Regions from separate parts of the Mus musculus genome. Here region 1 is linked to region 2. A link is a loop called in an ENCODE intact Hi-C map of the cell type or tissue named here. Cell type or tissue: left cerebral cortex. All regions are shown on one strand. Each heading gives the region's core, and the rest is flanking DNA. Links, peaks and the distances in the headings are about the cores only.

The links. Hi-C counts contacts between places; a loop is a spot of excess contacts. Peaks named below come from ENCODE experiments on the same cell type or tissue, not always from the same donor. Only the 100,000 strongest peaks of a DNase experiment are listed, where the experiment ranks them.
Region 1: it touches region 2 in a loop (3-fold over the local background); 2 of 42 quality-filtered maps call a loop at or near these places.

The regions. Positions count from the first base shown.
Region 1 is chr10:128,181,134-128,189,729 of GRCm38, reverse strand. No RefSeq gene overlaps it. Among named protein-coding and RNA genes, the nearest start is that of Rbms2, 8.9 kb to the right of the region's middle. In left cerebral cortex, for the core only: CTCF peaks have their summits at 1,029 (motif pointing right) and 3,549 (motif pointing right); DNase peaks (open chromatin) are centred at 1,024 and 3,554.
Region 2 is chr10:128,009,999-128,018,594 of GRCm38, reverse strand. It overlaps Prim1 (DNA primase, p49 subunit), which reads right to left and starts at 3,380. Exons shown (of 13, transcript NM_008921.2): 1 at 3,244-3,380; 2 at 2,474-2,631; 3 at 513-619; 4 at 374-447. The coding sequence starts at 3,346. It also overlaps the pseudogene Gm10120. In left cerebral cortex, for the core only: CTCF peaks have their summits at 1,976 (motif pointing left) and 3,441; a DNase peak (open chromatin) is centred at 3,430; H3K4me3 peaks cover 826 bases.

The DNA.
Region 1 (8,596 bases), core at 482-8,481, 170 kb before region 2:
AAACTGCCACAGGTTAGAGGGTTTCAAATTGTTACCCAGAAGCTATTAGCTGCCTTTCCATCCCTGTTTCTCTGAGTTAGCTTTTCATATAACCAGTAGTGAGTTTCTGCTTTTTGTATTTCCCCTTTAAATGGGAGCTGACTGGGCAAAGACTTGCCTCTAGAAGTAGCCCCAGGTGCATTTTAATCTTTTGAGGTAGAGACTGAGGGATGAACAGTTCAAAGCCAGCCTCTACCACACAGTGAGCTCCACTTCAAACCTCAGCATCAGAACAAACTGAGATGGCTCAATGGGTAGAGCGTTTGCTATTTATGTCTGAATCTGGCAGCCCGAGTTTGATCCCTGGGACCTATGTAAAGAGAAAGGGGGCCCCACAGTATAGTCCTCTAACTCACACATATATTTACACATATACTCACACATACACTCACACACATACTCACACATATACTCACACATACACTCACACATATACTACACATACACTCATACATATACTCACACATACACTCACACACTCACACATATACTCACACATACACTCATATACTCACACATATACTCACACACTCACACATATACTCACACATACACTCACACACTAACACATATACTCACACATACACTCACACATATACTACACATACACTCATACATATACTCACACATACACTCACACACTCACACATATACTCACACATACACTCATATACTCACACATATACTCACACACTCACACATATACTCACACATACACTCACACACTAACACATATACTCACACATACACTCACACATATACTCACACATACACTCACACACTCACACATATACTCACACATACACTCACACACTCACACATATACTCACACACTCACACATATACTCACACATGCACTCACACATATACTCACCCCCAAAAAATAAAAATAAAAATAAAAATAAAAATAAAAATAAAAATAAATCCAACTTCTGCTCTTAGACAGGTTCCTAAAGGCAGCATGACCTGTTCTGCCCAGCAGATGGCAGTGTTTCTCCTAGTATTCTCTGAGGTTCCCTTTCCCATGGAGACAGTCTAAAAAGCATGAAAATTATATCCTGTCAGCAAGCATTCTTGAATCTAAATTATATTTGGATAGTGTTCTGGTTGTTGTTGTTGTTGTTTTCCAGCTTGACATAAGCTGGAGTTATTTGGAGAAAGGGAATCTCACTTGAAAAAAAAAGCCTCGGTCAGAATAGCCTGCAGGCAAGTCTGTAGGGCAATGGGGGAGGAGGGGGATTTCCCTAATTGACATGGGAGGGCCCATCCCAAAGTAGGTGGCCCTACCCCTTTGCAGAAGATCCTGGTTTGTATGAGAAAGCAGACTGTACAAGCCAGTAAGCTGCATTTCTCCCTGGCCCCTGCTTCACAACATTTGAGAAGCTGACTTCCGTTCATGATGGGGCATATAAGTTATAATAAATCCTTTCCCACCATTGTTGCTTTGGTAATGGTGTTTTATCACAGCAATAGAAAGCCAAGATAGGGCTGGAGAGATGGCTCGGGGGTTAAGAGCACTGACTGCTCTTCCAGAGGTCCTGAGTTCAATTCCCAGCAACCACATGGTGGCTCACAACCATCTGTAAAGGAATCTGATGCCCTCTTCTGGTGTGTCTGAAGAGAGATAGTGTACTCATATAAATGACAAATAATAAATCTTAAAAAAAAAAAAAAAAAAAAAAGCACCAGGCAGTGGTGGCGCATGCCTTTAATCCCAGCACTTGGGAGGCAGAGGCAGGTGGATTTCTGAGTTCAAGGCCAGCCTGGTCTACAAAGTGAGTTCCCGGACAGCCAGGGCTACACAGAGAAACCCTGTCTCGAAACAAACAAACAAAAAGCTAGGGTTATAAGAGAATCCCTGTCTTAAAACAAAACAAAACAGGGGCTGGAGAGATGGCTCAATGGTTAAGAGCATCGACTATTCTTCTTCCAGAGGTCCTGAGTTCAAATCCCAGCAACCACATGATGGCTCACAACCATCTGTAATGAGATCTGATGCCCTCTTCTGGTGTGTCTGGAGACAGCTACAGTGTACTCATATACATAAAACAAATAAATAAACATTAAAACAAAACAAAACAAAAAATACTGACAAAAGTATAGTTCCTACTTCACTGGTGTTCACAGTCTGGGAGCAAGAGATAAGAGTGGGGCTGGGGCGTATCCAGCGTTGGAGTACTCCTCTAGCAAGCAAGAAGCCCTGGATTTGCTCTTCAGACTGAAAAACAATTAGTTCCAAGCTAGGTGTAGGGGTCTGTGATGCAAATGCACCTGGAGAAGGGGAGAGAACTTTTGTTGAAGAGGCTGACCTGTTAGCAAGTCTTTGGAGGCATCATTGGATTGCTAATTGATAAAGGAGGACACACCCCACTGTGGGCGTTACTATCCCTAGGCAGATGGGCCTGGGCTGTAGGAAAATCTAGTGGAACAAGCCAAAGAGTACAGTAAGCCGCATCTACTCTCTGCTTCAGTCCATAATGAGGGACTGTGACATGGAAGGGCAAACCCGCTAAGTCCTTTGCTTTCCCAAGTTCCTGTGTTTGTCACAGATAATCTGAGTTCTGAAGAGGGTGAGGGGAGAGACTGAATCCTATCCCAGCCTTGCTATACAGTGAGACATTCTCTCAGAAAGTTACAAAACAAGATTCAATGTAAGAAAGAGGTGGGTATGAACCTCTTAAAAGTCAGTGCGGGGCATGGTGGTGCACACCTTTAATCCCAGCACTCAGGAGGCAGAGGCAGGTGAATTTCTGAGTTTGAAGCCAGCCTGATCTACAAAGTGAGTTCTAGGACAGCCAGGGCTACACAGAGAAACGCTGTCTCAAAAAACAAAAAACAAACAACAACAACAACAACAACAACAAAACAAAAATAAACACAAACACAAACAAACAAGTCAGTGAGTGTGTGTGGTATCTCATTCCTGGAATGCCTGCATTTGGGCCAGAGAGGCAGGGTCAGAGTTCAAGATCCATCCTTCAAAGCTATTCTGAGGCCATGCCTGTCATAAGAAAATAGGATAGAATCGAGAGTTAGGGGCTGGTGAGAAGGCTTGGTAGGTAAGAGCACTGACTGCTCTTCTGAAGGTCCTGAATTCAAATCCTAGCAACCACATGGTGGCTCACAACCACCCGTAATGAGATCTGACGCCCTTTTCTGGTGTGTCTGAAGACAGCTACAGTGTACTTATTTATAATAATAAATAAATCTTTTGGCTGGAGTGAGTGGGGCTGACCAGAGCAAGCAGAGGTCCTGAATTCAATTCCCAACAAACCCACATGAAGGCTCATAACCACCTGTACAGCTACAGTGTACTCATATACATAAAATAAATAAATAAATCTTTAAAAAAAAAGGAACGGAGAGTCAGAAAAATATAGATTCCTAGCTGGCATGGATGCATGCATACACCTGTGGTCCCAGTGGTCTGGAAACTAAGTCTGGAAGCTAAGGAAGTTTTGGTTTGCCTGCATGGACATGCACCACTTTTATGCAGTACCCATGGGGGCCAGTAGAGGGTGCTAGACTCTGCAGATTACAGGTGGTGGTGCATTTACATGCTGGTAACCTAAACTCCAATTCCCTGTGCCAACAAGCACTCTTCTCCAGACACAAGATGAACATGAGTCAGAGGTCAGTCTGGGCTCTGACACAGAACACATGCCTTTTCCCAGGTCACTATTCCACATCCGCTCTTCTGAGTACCTGTCTCTCTCTCTCTCTCTCTCTCTCTCTCTCTCTCTCTCTTTAAGATTTATTTATTTATTTATTTATTTATTTATTTTATATGAGTACACTGTTGCTGTCTTCAGACACACCAGAAGAGTGCATTGGACCCCACTACAAATGGTTGTGAGTCACCATGTGGTTGCTGGGAACTGGACTCAGGACCTCTTGAAGAGTCAGTGTTCTTAACCGCTGAGTCATCTCTCCAGCCCCCTAACCTTCCTTTTCATAACTCTTTACAAGGAGATAAATTCAACTTTTTAGATCATTTCCATTACAGAGTACTTGAGGCAGACACGTTCATCAGAGGGAGGAGCTTTTTTTAAATTGTAGATGGGAGTATACTGGAGGTGAGTGTCCTTGGCTTTGATGAGGTTTATTTCCTGGTTTCTGAAGCCTATCCAGACCTTCACTAGCATGCTGGTCAGCCTTCTGACTTTCAAGCACACATGATGGCCTGTATCTGGCTAGAGTCCAGCACATCTGCAGGTAATCCATTAATCTCTGTTCTCCACCCTGATCCCGAGGGGCCAATAGTGACATCATAGAATCACAGACATCTTCTCAAACAGATGCGGTCCGTCCAGCTCCAAATCTTTTACTTGTGATTCTTTGTTTGTTTGTTTTTTCAAGACAGGGTAGGCCTGGCAGTCCTGGAACTCACTCTGTAGATCAGGCTGGCCTCGAACTCAGAAATCCGCCCACCTCTGCCTTCCAAATGCTGGGATTAAAGGCGTGCGCCACCACTGCCCAGCTTTACTCGTGATTCTTATTTAAAAGTGTATTTTAATTTTTATTGTTTTTTTAAAGATTTATTTATTTATTATTAAAAGTGTATTTTAATTTTTATTGTTTTTTTAAAAGATTTATTTATTTATTATTTATTAACAGCACAGTATAGCTGTTTTCAGACACACCAGAAGAAGGCATCAGATCTCTTTACAGATGGTTGTGAGCCACCATGTGGTTGCTGGGATTTGAACTCAGGACCATTCGGAAGAGCAATCAGTGCTCTTAACTGCTGAGCCATCTCTCCAGCCCCTATTTTTTGTTTTGAAATAGAATCTTGCTGTGAGGCCCAGCAGAGCACATGCTTCAGCTTCCTAAATAGCGGGAACATTCATGAGTGTTGTTACACACAGTAAGGAGTGTGTGTGTGTGTGTGGGCGGGTGGGTGTCTGTGTGTGTGTGTGTCTGTGTGTGTGTGTGTCTGTGTGTGTGTGCTTCTGTGTGTGTGTGTCTCTGTGTGTGTGTGTGTCTGTGTCTCTGTGTGTGTCTGTGTGTGTGTGTGTCTGTAATGTAGCTTAGGCTGGCCTCAGAGACTTTAGACTAGTAGACTAGTAGACTAGTAGACTAGTAGACTAGTAGACTGTTCTCCAGCCCTGAGCCCTTTTGCTTCTGTATCCCAAGGGCTGGGATTCCAGGCATGTGCAACCACACCCACTGCAGTGTTACATTCTTCACAAAATGACCTCCAGGCCAGTTTGGGCAAATTTGTGAGACTTTGTATTTAAAAAAAGAAAATGTGCTGGAAAGATGATGATGACTCAGAGGCTAAGAGTGCTTGCTGTTTTTCCAGAGGACCCGAGTATGATTTCCAGCGCCCATACCTGACATCATACAGCTGCTTGTTACTCCAGCTGCAGGGGAGATTCAACCCCCTCTTCTAGTTTTGGCAGGCACATAGTCACAAGAAACAAACAAACAAAACAAAATAACAAAAAGCACCTTTTGTGGTTGTTTTTTGTTTGTTTGTTTTATTGAGGCAGTGTCTCTCTTTTTAGCCCTGGAAGTCTTGGAACTCACTATGTAGACCAGGCTAGCCTTATTCATATTCAACATAGATCTGCCTGCCTCTGCCTCCCAAGAGCTGGGAGTGTGTGTGCTTCCACACCCAGTAAGAATACTTTTTTTTTTTTCAGTGCATGTTCTAGAAAAATTACAAATTCGGCTATACTGAATCAGGTGGGATAAATTCTCTTTTCTTAAAAGTTATCACAAGAGCTGGGTGTAGTGGTGCATGCCTTTAATCCCAGCTCTCTGGAGGCAGAGGCAGAAGGATTTCTGAGTTTGAGGCCAGCCTGGTCTACAAAGTGATTTCCAGGACAGCCAGGGCTACACAGAGAAGAAACCCTATCTCAAAAAACAACAACAACAACAAAACAAAACAAAAAGAAAAAAGAAAAAAAGTTATCACAAACAATTTCTACTCCCCTCTTCAAAACAACCCTTAGCCTGGACATAGTGGTACTGCCTACAATTCTACTTTCTTGGAGGGTAATTAGGAGTCTGAGCTGGGAACCAGACTAAGCAACGTAGTGAGAAACCCTCACAAGGAAAAACAAGCAAAAGAAAACAATAAAGAAAGAACCCTAGTGCTGGGCTCATGAGAACTAAGAATTAGAAACTGATTAAATGTTGGAAAACAAGAGCAATATAAAGAGAGACAGGAAGGAGTCAGAACACACATGCCAGAGGGTCGGAAGTCTTCTTCCTCTCCTGTACTTCTCCAGCAGAGCCACAGAACCCTGCTCTCTTCCCCATCTCCTCCACAAAACTCTATACCTCCTTTTAAAAGTATAAAAATCTACTAGGATGAAGCTCACAGGTAGATGCTCAATGTTGGATTTGGGTTTGACATCCAGCAATGTAAAAATGTGTATGTAATTCACCAGAACTGCAGCTTCCAGCAAGTGTTGCTTATGCCCTTTGACCTAACTTTTATATCAGTTTGTACAACTGGATCACTTTACTTTTGTGGCTCTAAGCGTATTGGACAGACTATAAAAGCGAGCAGTGTATCTAGGGGGAAGGACGGCTCTTATGCATCTCAGGATTTAACTGCTGTCTCTCCTCCTTTTCCTGAGACATTTCAGTAGCCTTTGGTCTGAAGTTCACCATGTAGCAAGCAGAGGATACTCTTGAACCTCTGATCCTCCTGCTTCTACCTCCCGAGTGCTGAGTTTACACATGTGTGTCATCATTCCTGTTTTAATCTTTGTTTCTCTTTTGAAGCTCCAGCTCCATTTTATCAGTATTTGAGAGGAAAACAGGAGGGCAACAGGCTATGGGTCTTGGCAGAGATTGGGAGAAGGGAGGTGGAGAGAGGAAGAAAAAAGTTATGTCTTGTAAGTTAGGATCTAAGAAAGCAGGCAGATCTATCAGTGAAGGTCCGGGAGCAGCTGCATTGTGGGGAGAGTCATCAGAGAAAAACCGAGAAAGTCCACAGGGAGGAGGAATCTTGCTTAGGATTTGAGCCACCATCTAAAGAGATAAAAAAGTAGGGTAGGGGGGCTGGAGAGATGGCTCAGAGGTTAAGACTGCTCCTCCAGAGGTCCTGAGTTCAATTCCCAGCAAGCACATGGTAGCTCACAACCATTTGTAATGAGATCCGATGCCCTCTTCTGGTGTGTCTGAAGACAGTGACTGTGTACTCACATACACAAAATATAAAGAAAAAAAAAAAAGGTAGGGGAGGAAGTCCCAGGAGTCCTAGGATGATCTTAGTATTAGTTTATGTTTATCATCATTTGGTGTGTGTGTGCACTCAGACCAACATGTGCTATGACGTGTGCATGCAGACCAAAGGACAACTCTGAAGAGTTGGTTCTTCTTTCTGTGGATTCCAGGTTTTGAACCCAGGTTTTCAGGATTGTGCAACAAGTATCTTTCCAGCTGAGCCATCTTGCCAGCCCATAGTATAGCTTTGGATGTAACTAAGATGCTAGTTTTTGGCAGTGTTCACTTAAGGTCTTCAAATGTTGGTTACATGGTACTCAAAAGGATACAGCCTGGGAGACAGTAACTAATCATAATGGGCTGATGTGGAAGCTTTCTCTGAGCTCCAGAACTTCTTATGGTTGCTTACTTGTTGCTTCAGTTTGTTTCACTTACACGTACAGGAAATAGGTAATTGTTTACTCCATTTTACAAAGGAGAAAAGGCCCGGCCCTTATACAAGGGACTATTGCTACACTTGATCTTAGCCAAAAGGTGGAGAAGTGATACAAGGGACTATCTCAAATGAAGGCTGGTAAAATAGCTTAGCAGGTAGAGGTGCATTGGCCTGGGGACCTGAGTCCAGTCTCCCCTCCCACAGGTGGCTGGAGGAAACCAGTGACAACTCTTTTTTTTTTTTCTTTTTTAATTAGGTACTTTCTTCATTCACATCTTCAATGCTATCCCAAAAGTACCCTCCACTCTCCCCCCCCCCACTCCCCCACCCACCCACTCCCACTTCCTGGCCCTGGTGTTCCCCTGTACTGAGGCATATAAAGTCTGCACGAACCAATGGGCCTCTCTTTCCACTGATGGCTGACCAGGCCATCCTCTGATTCATATGCAGCTAGAGACACGATCTCTGGGGGGCACTGGTTAGTTCATATTGTTGTTCCACCCATAGGGTTACAGATCCCCTCAGCTCCTTGGGTACTCTCTCTAGCTCCTCCATTGGGGGGCCCTGTGATCCATCCAATAGCTGACTGTGAGCATCCACTTCTGTGTTTGCCAGGCCCCAGCATAGTCTCACAAGAGACAGCTATATCAGGGTCCTTTCAGCAAAATCCCGCTAGTGTATGCAATGGTGTCAGCATTTGGAGGCTGATTATGGGATGGATCCCCGCATATGGCAGTCTCTATACCGTCCACCCCTTCATCTCAGCTCCAAACTTCGTCTCTGCAACTCCCTCCATGGGCGTTCTGCTCCCAATTCTACAGTGACAACTCCCCCACCCCCCCAAGTCAGGGTTTCTCTGTATAGCCCTGGCTGTCCTGGAACTCACTTTGTAGACCAGGCTGGCCTCAATCTCAGAAATCTGCCTGCCTCTGCCTC
Region 2 (8,596 bases), core at 189-8,188:
TACTTACATATAATCAATAAATAAATTATAAAAAAAAAAAAAGAAAGAAATATATGTGATCTGATAATGAAATACAGAGACTGAGAGCATAACACAATGACACACAAAAACACACACACAACACAGACACACACAACACACTGATACACATGACATACTGATACACCACACTGATACATACAACACAGTGATATAACACATGGACACACATAACACACACCACACTGACACATACACCACACTGACACATACAACATATTGACATACGGAGACACACCACACTGACACACATGACACATATGACAGATATACTGACACCCACAACCCACTGACACTCACGACACACTGACACGAAGGACACACTGACACATACCCTTCAATGCCCGGTCTATGATGCGCATGGCCATTGTCATGAGAGTCCAGCATTTGGAACATATGTCTGCAGAACTGGAACAAAGCCGTCATTACTCACTGCCAGTGACTGTCACTTACCCCAGCAGGAGGGCGCTTACCTGCAGCATCTCCTTACGTCATCGTAGTCTGTCATGTCGATGTCAAAGACCAGTTCTTTCTCCTGGGCCTGGAAAGCTCCCAGCTTCACTGTATTGTGTTGATTGGGCTAAGAATACAAACAGCCATCAGGCTCTGTAAGAGATGCCCACGTCTATTCACACGGTGAGTAAGTCAAAGATGCCGCATAATACCACACCTAGGATACTTTAGACAGCTTGGATCTCATACAACCTGAATTGATGATAGTTTTTTTTTTATCGACTTAAAATAAGGTGTAATGATTTTTTTTTTAAAGATTTATTTATTATTATATGTAAGTACACTGTAGCTGTCTTCAGATACTCCAGAAGAGGGCATCAGATGTTGTTACGGATGGTTGTGAGCCACCACGTGGTTGCTGGGATTTGAACTCTGAACCTTCGGAAGAGCAGTCGGGTGCTCTTACCCACTGAGCCATCTCACCAGCCCAGGTGTAATGATTTAACTCTAAGTGTATGTTGCTTGATAGAAGTGACAAAGCTATGTGAAGTTTCTAATAAGTGAATGTATATACAAATAATTCCTATTACAGAGTATTTTACAAGTCTTTCCTTGTTACAGTACACACAAGTAACACATACATAATTATTTTAGATCCCTTCAACATATTAAAAGATATCTCCTCAAATGAGTCTCTGTTGTTTTTGAGACAGGGTTTCATGTAGCCCAAGCTGCCCTTGATTACCAGCAAGCCCCAGTGTCTCCTGCCTCTGTCCCGCACACACATTATAGGTGCGAGCGTAGATGTAACCAGCTTTTATGTGGATGCTGGAGGTTTGAACTCAGGTCCAAACCGAATGCTTTTCCTGTGGAGCCATCTCTTTATCCAGAGACTCAGGACTTTCTCCTCACATCTGTTGGCTTTCACTGATAACCTAGGCAGGAGACTAGATTCCTTTCAGAAGAATCTGAGCATATGTGGGCATCGTTCTAGGCTCTAGGGATAGATCAGTGACTAAACAAAAGTTCCTATGTTAGTGGAGATTTTATCCTGACAAAGACCTAGGCGAACTTAGCTCAAAGAGTCTCTGAGAATATGGCTCAGCCAAGTCACTTCTCAGTGAAACATCACACCCGTTGGTGAGTGCTTTGGTACACACCTACAGTTCCAGCAACTCGGGAGGCAGAGCAGGAAGATTAAAATGGGATTGTGTGCAAGTGTGAGCGGGTTAAGATTGCAAAGAGAGTTTAATGATAAATCATTGAAAGCCTCAGAAATATCATATTAAAAAAAAAAAAAGCACAGGTTATTCAGGAAAATCATAGCTCCCCTCACAACTGAAGACCAGGGGTATTGTAAGGGTCCATCAATACCTATCAGAACAGGCAATAAAAGGCACGTACTGGGGCTGGAGAGATGGCTCAATGGTTAAGAGCACTGACTGCTCTTCCAGAGGTCCTGAGTTCAATTCCCAACAACCACATGGTGGCTCACAACCACCTGTAATGAGATCTGATGCCCTCTTCTGGTGTGTCTGAAGACAGCAACAGTGTACTTACATATAACAATAAATAAATCTTAAAAAAAAAAAAAGACATGGTCTCATGTATTTCAAACTGGCCTCTCCCTCCTTTATGCTGGGATTAGAGACAATGCCCATTACACCTGGTTTATGTGTTCTTAGGAATGGAATCCAACCGTTCATGCATGCCAGGCAAGCACTCTTATCAATTGAGCTACACTCCAGCCCAATGCTCACCTTTTCTTCTAAACCTAGGAAGAAGGCAAGGTATTTTCAGCCAAGTGATTTTCAGTCTATAGAGTGTTAAAATTAATTTGAAAAAAAGGTGCGTTTCATCAACAATAATACACTCTAAAACATTACCTTCAAAACTTGGGGGCAAGAACTCACTCTGGCTTATAAAATAAACACACAAAAAAGATACAAACAAAATACAAAAGAAAAAAAAGATTCCTTACTCTGTGAGAATATACTGCGCCTATATCAATCTTATATGGATTCATTTTCTGCATCTCCTTCTCCAGTTCACTCTGGTTGTTGAAGGACTGGTAGCGAATGTAAATATCATCTTTCAGTGTGAATGAAAATTCACGGTGTTGAAAGTAATTCTTTGTCACTGCAAAATAATTTTAACTCCAGTTTAGGGCATAATGTAACCTTAACTAAAACCTTAACTAATGGGAAGACATATGTTCGTTTTTTTTTTGTTTTTTTTTTTTTTTTGGTTTTTCGAGACAGGGTTTCTCTGTGTTGCCCTGGCTGTCCTGGAACTCACTCTGTAGACCAGGCTGACCTCGAATTCAGAAATCCGCCTGCCTCTGCGTGTGCCACCACGCCCAGCCTGACATAAGTTTTTAAACGACAGGGTTTTATTGTGTAGAATAGGTTGCTCTAGAGCTTACTATGTAGCCCTGGCTCGCCTTGAACTCATGAAAATCCACATGCCCCAATCTCCAGAATGTAAGGATTATAGGTATGAGCTACTAGGCTCTCTGGAATATTTTTAACGAGTGCTCTGTGCCCAGCTCTGTTCTAGATAGCCTGTAATCTGAAGGGGCATACAATTTCACATTTGCTAGGGAGCAATAAACAGGAGCTGTAAATATTCCAAGGACGCTGCCTGTCATTGGTGAAGAAGGTGCCTCTCTTCTTCCTAGGACATCCCGCCCAAAGTATTCTCACACACGGCTCCCAGCCCCGCTACCCATCCCGTCCCAGCCTCCATCACCTCCGCCATAGTTGAGCCAGCGATAGTACTGGGCGTAGGGAAAGAGCCTTCGGTAATAAAGCTTGAGTAGCTCCGGCAGCTCCGCAGGATCAAATGGCTCCATGAAGTAAAGAACTAGACCCGGACAGGACTGACACGAGAATTGGCGGGAACAAGACAGGCCTCCATCCCTGCGCGCGCATGGACCTGCGCCGCCGGAGGGACTGCTGGGAATTGTAGTTCTTGCAGATCTCGCAGGTGTAGACGACTCCTACTGCTCCTTTTAGAGTCCATCTGCATCTTCCGGGCTCTGAAAACCTATCCATTTAACAACAGGATTGTCCCCGAAAAGGAGAGACCTTTAGCATATTGATTTTGATTAGTAATAACAAGATTCTTTTTTTCCCCCCGAGACAGGGTTTCTCTGTATAGTCCTGGAATTCACTTTGTAGACCAGGCTGGCTTTGAACTCAGAAATCTGCCTGCCTCTGCCTCCCAAGTGCAATTAAAGGCGTGTGCCACCACCGCCCGGCCAATAGTAAGATTTTAACAAGTCCTTTGCAAAAGATGAATATTTTAGAGATATTACCAATATCTCATAAAGAGATTTTGAAAAATTGTCATAGAGTTACTATATTCAGTATTCGAAATGAAGACCGCATGAGAAAAATCAACGGCTGTTTGGTCTGAGTTTTCCATGGCAAGTGAGCCAACCACCATTTTACACCTTTGGTACATAAGTACAGATGCAAAGGCTCACAGGAATGTGGGAATTTCAGAGAAAATAAATAATAAAAAGGGACGGGGTTGGGGGTGCTCAGGGAAAAGAGCCGTCGCCTAGTGGTTCTGATTGGAGTCTGTTCGTAATCTAACTGGAAGTGGGGAGACATGTTTTACTTTCTCTTGTTGGAACAAAATTGGAAGAAAATTAGTGAAGTTGTTGACTAGTAGTGAATTGATGTTTTGGACCAGTTGTTTCCGGGGTTGTTATCTGAACCAGACCATCACTGGGGAGAACAGTTTGATTTTCTGCAAAACTGTCAGACAGAGGTTTATTTCTTGCACCATTTGGTAAAATTACACTTAAGAACTTAGTTTTTAGCTGGGCAGTGGCTATGCAGGACTTTAAATTCCAGCGCTCCAGAGGCAGAGGCAGGTGTATCTATGCTTTTGAGGCCTGTTCTATAGAGTGAGTTCTGTGACCCCGCCTCAAGAAACAAAACAAAACAATAAAAAACAAGACATAACTTATTTTCTTTTGAACAATGGTTGCAAGAATAGGTCAGAGTTCTTTTGTCGTGTTTGTTTAATTTTGCATTGACATTTTTGCATTTTACTCTTTTAAATATGCATTTTTAAAAGGCAGAGTCTTCCCCAGACACTATTGGTGATGCCAAGAAGTGCTTGCTGACAGGAGCCTGATACAGCTGTCTCCTGAGAGGTTCTGCCAGAGCCTAACAAATACAGAGGCAGATACTTGAAGCCAACCATCGGACTAAAGCATGAGGACCCCAATGGGGGAGTTAGGGGAAGGACTGAGGGAGCTAAAGGGGTTTGCAAGTTCATAGGAAGAACAATAGCAACCAACCAGACCTCCCAGAGCTCCCGGGACTAAACCACCAACCAAAGAATACACATGGAGGGACTTGAGTCTCCAGCTGCATATGTAGCAGAGGATAGCCTTGTCAGGCATCAATGAAAGGAGAGGCCCTTGGTCCTGTGAAGGCTTGATGCCCCAAAGGCAGGGAGGTGGGAGTAGGTGGAGCACCCTCATAGAAGCAGGGAGGAGGAGGGATGGGATAGGGGGTTTGCAGAAAGGCAATAACATTAAAATGTAAATAAGTAAAATATCCAAAAAAAAAAAAAAAAAAAAAAAAGGCAGAGTCTCACTTTGATGCCTAGGTTGGCCTCAAATTGGAGAGTCTCCTCCCTTTGTGTTTCAAGTGCTGAGATCATTAGTGTATGCCACCAGGCTGGTTATTATTTTAAATAACATACAGCATTATACATATTTCTGGGCTATAATGTGTTTTCTATATTTTCAGGATTTATTTATTTTATAAGTATGGGTATTTTCCTGCATGTATGTTTGTTCATTATGTGCATGCAGTACCCACAGAAGTTAAGAGGCTATCAGACTCCCTGGAACTGGAGTTACAGATGGTTGTGAGTGCCACCATGTGGGTATTGGGAATCGAATCTGAGTCTTAGAAGAACAGCCAGTGCTTTTAGCTGTTGAGCTATTTCTCCAACCCCAATTTTATTTATTTATTTGTTTGTTTTTTGTTTTTTTTCGAGACAGGGTTTCTCTGTGTAGCCCTAGCTGTCCTGGCACTCACTTTGTACACCAGGCTGGCCTCGAACTCAGAAATCTGCCTGCCTCTGACTCCTAAGTGCTGGGATTGAAGGTGTGCACCACCACCTCCCAGTCTCTATTTTATTTTATTTTATTTATTTATTTATTTATTTTTGGTTTTTCGAGACAGGGTTTCTCTGTGTAGCTTTGGCTGTCCTGGAACTCATTTTGTAGACCAGGCTGGCCTCGAACTCAGAAATCTGCCTGCCTCTGCCTCCCAAGTGCTGGGATTAAAGGTGTGCGCCACCACCGCCCAGTCCCAATTTTATTTTTTTACTAGCATACCTTTTGCTTATTCTTTGTCATCTGCATACATGCAAACAATATATCTTTTAAAAACTGTTTACTTATATGTCTATGGGTGTTTTGCCTGTATGTGTGTCTGTGTACCACTTACAGGCCTGGTACCAAAGGAGACCAGAAGAGGGCATTAGATTCCCTGGGATTGGAGTTATAAATAGTGTAGTCATGATGTGGGTGCTGGGAATTGAACCAGGGTCCTCTGGAGGACTAATAAGTGCTCTTCACTGAGCTACCTCTCCAGCCTCTAAACCAGATATCTTGAATATAGGCACCCTGACTCTTCTCTCCCATTTTCCCCAGGTGCCCCTAACATATCACCTTCCCCTTCATGTTTCTCCTTTCTGTTATTTATTGTGATCCACTGGGTCTAATTAGTGCTGTCTGTTACAATGTTAACTGATCTTGTTGACTGTATGCAGGTCTCCTGCAGATAACCATATCATCAGCAGTAGGGTCTCACCACCTGGTCCTGCTGAGCAATGACAATAGTTCTTTTTTTTTTTTTTACCAAAAAGCACAGGGTTTTATTTCTCGCCCACTGGGCAGGGTTCTGCAGGCCTTCGCAGGGCAGGGAGCAGGCTCTACTTGCCAGCGATGAGTGGGTTCCGCAGCACCACGATGACCAAGTCCCCGCGCAGGAACATCTTGGAGATGTAGCGGTCCTTGTTGACAGGCTTGGATTTCTTCTTGCCCTTGCCGCTCTTGGGAACCTCAGTCCACATCTCCTTCACATTTTCCAGCACCATGTTGCAGTGCCTGTCAAAGGCCTTCACCCGGCCCAGCAGCTTCTTGTTGTTGCGACAGTTAATGAGCACTTGTGTGTTGTTCTTGACCGACTGCGTGAGCACTGAGAGGGGACCTGTGTTGAATTCCTCCTCCGCCCGCTTCTGCAGCTCCTCTGGGGTCATCTCACTCTTGGATTTATTGAGGAGACTCATGGTGTAGGTTTCGCTCGCAGATCACTCCCGCCTCGACAATAGTTCTTTTGGGGACTCTGAAGTCTATCTGACCACCAATAATTCAGAAGAAGGTATACAACACCTGCAACTGAGATATTCATTTAATAATACATGTCTTACGGGGGAAGTAAGTATTGTCCATGCAGTTATCATGTTCAAACTCTTAAAAATCTATCTATCTATCTTTTTTTTTTTTTTTTTTTTTGGTTTTTCGAGACAGAGACAGGGTTTCTCTGTATAGCCCTGGCTGTCCTGGAACTCACTTTGTAGACCAGGCTGGCCTAGGAACTCAGAAATCCGCTGGGATTAAAGGCGTACGCCACCACATCCGGCCCTATCTATCTATCTTAAAGTCAGCTTTCAAAGTAGTAGGTTTCCATAAGCCCTCACCTGCTCCTCTCCTGTTTTACCCTACCCTTAGCCTCATTTAAACCTTTAATCCCTCTCCCCACCCTGTGGATCCTTTCTTTCTTAGATACAAAGTTAAACACACAGATCTAAAGTTTCAAAGCCAGAACCTGTATATGAAAGACACTATGTAGCATTTGTGTTTCTGAGCCTGGGTTAGCTTTGCTTAAGGTGATACATTTCCATTCTACCCCAGCAGTGAGGTTTTAAAAACAGTTTATGCTTTTTTGTTGTTTTTGTTTGTTTGTTTGTTTGTTTTTGTTTTTCGAGACAGGGTTTCTCTGTATAACCCTGGCTGTCCTGGAACTCACTCTGTAGACCAGGCTGGCCTCTAACTCAGAAATCCTCCTGCCTCTGCTTCCAGAGTGCTGGGATCTAAAGACGTGTGCCACCATGCCCGGCTCCAGTTTATGCATTTTTGTGTGTGCTCAGGCACATGAATGTGTGGATGCTAGATGACAGTTTTGCAGAGTTGGCCTTCTCTTTCCATTTTCGTGTAGTTTCCAGGGATGGAACGCAGATCTCTGGATTTATGTGGCAGATGCTTTTACACACCAAGTAATATTTTGACGCTGTGTAATAGTTTGATACTATAGAACACCAGAACTTAAGGAGTATTAAATGTATTTATATTTTATTTATTTATCTTTATGACTATGGGTGTTTTGTTTGCAAGTGTATCTGTGCATCACAAGCGTACTTAGGGCCTCGGAGGCCTGAAGAGGGCGCTGAATCCCCAGGAATTACAACTATAGATGTGGTGCTAGGAACTGAACATGAGTTCTCTGCAAGAGCAGCAAGTGCTCTTAATGGCTTTATGGCTGAACACCTCTCCAGCCTTCCTTTCTCTCCTTCCTTCCTTCCTTCCTTCCTTCCTTCCTTCCTTCCTTCCTTCCTTCCTTCCTCCCTTCCTCCCTTCCTTCCTGGTTCTTGGTGGCAGCATAGGCCAGGACCCCACCATGGTCCCAGGTGGGATAACTTGCTGCACACATCAGGGTGCTCCTCACTACTCTCGAGTCTCCAGTTCTGCCCATCTTCACAGTGCCCACATCCTTCTGTTTCTCTTCCATTTCTCCATCACTTACTTGTTCCGTTTGTTTGTTTTTTGTTTTTTTCAAGACAGGGTTTCTCTGTGTAGTCCTGGCTGTCCTGGAACTCACTTTGTAGACCAGTTTGGCCTCGAACTCAGAAATCCACCTGCCTCTGCCTCCTGAGTGCTGGGGTTAAAGGTGTGCGCCACCACGCCTGGCTTTACTTGCTCCTCTTAGCGGTTCATGGGGTCTCTGAGTGTCTGGGGTCATCTCAGGAGTGGTCTCAGGAGTGCTATGCCCCACCTATGCAGTGTGGC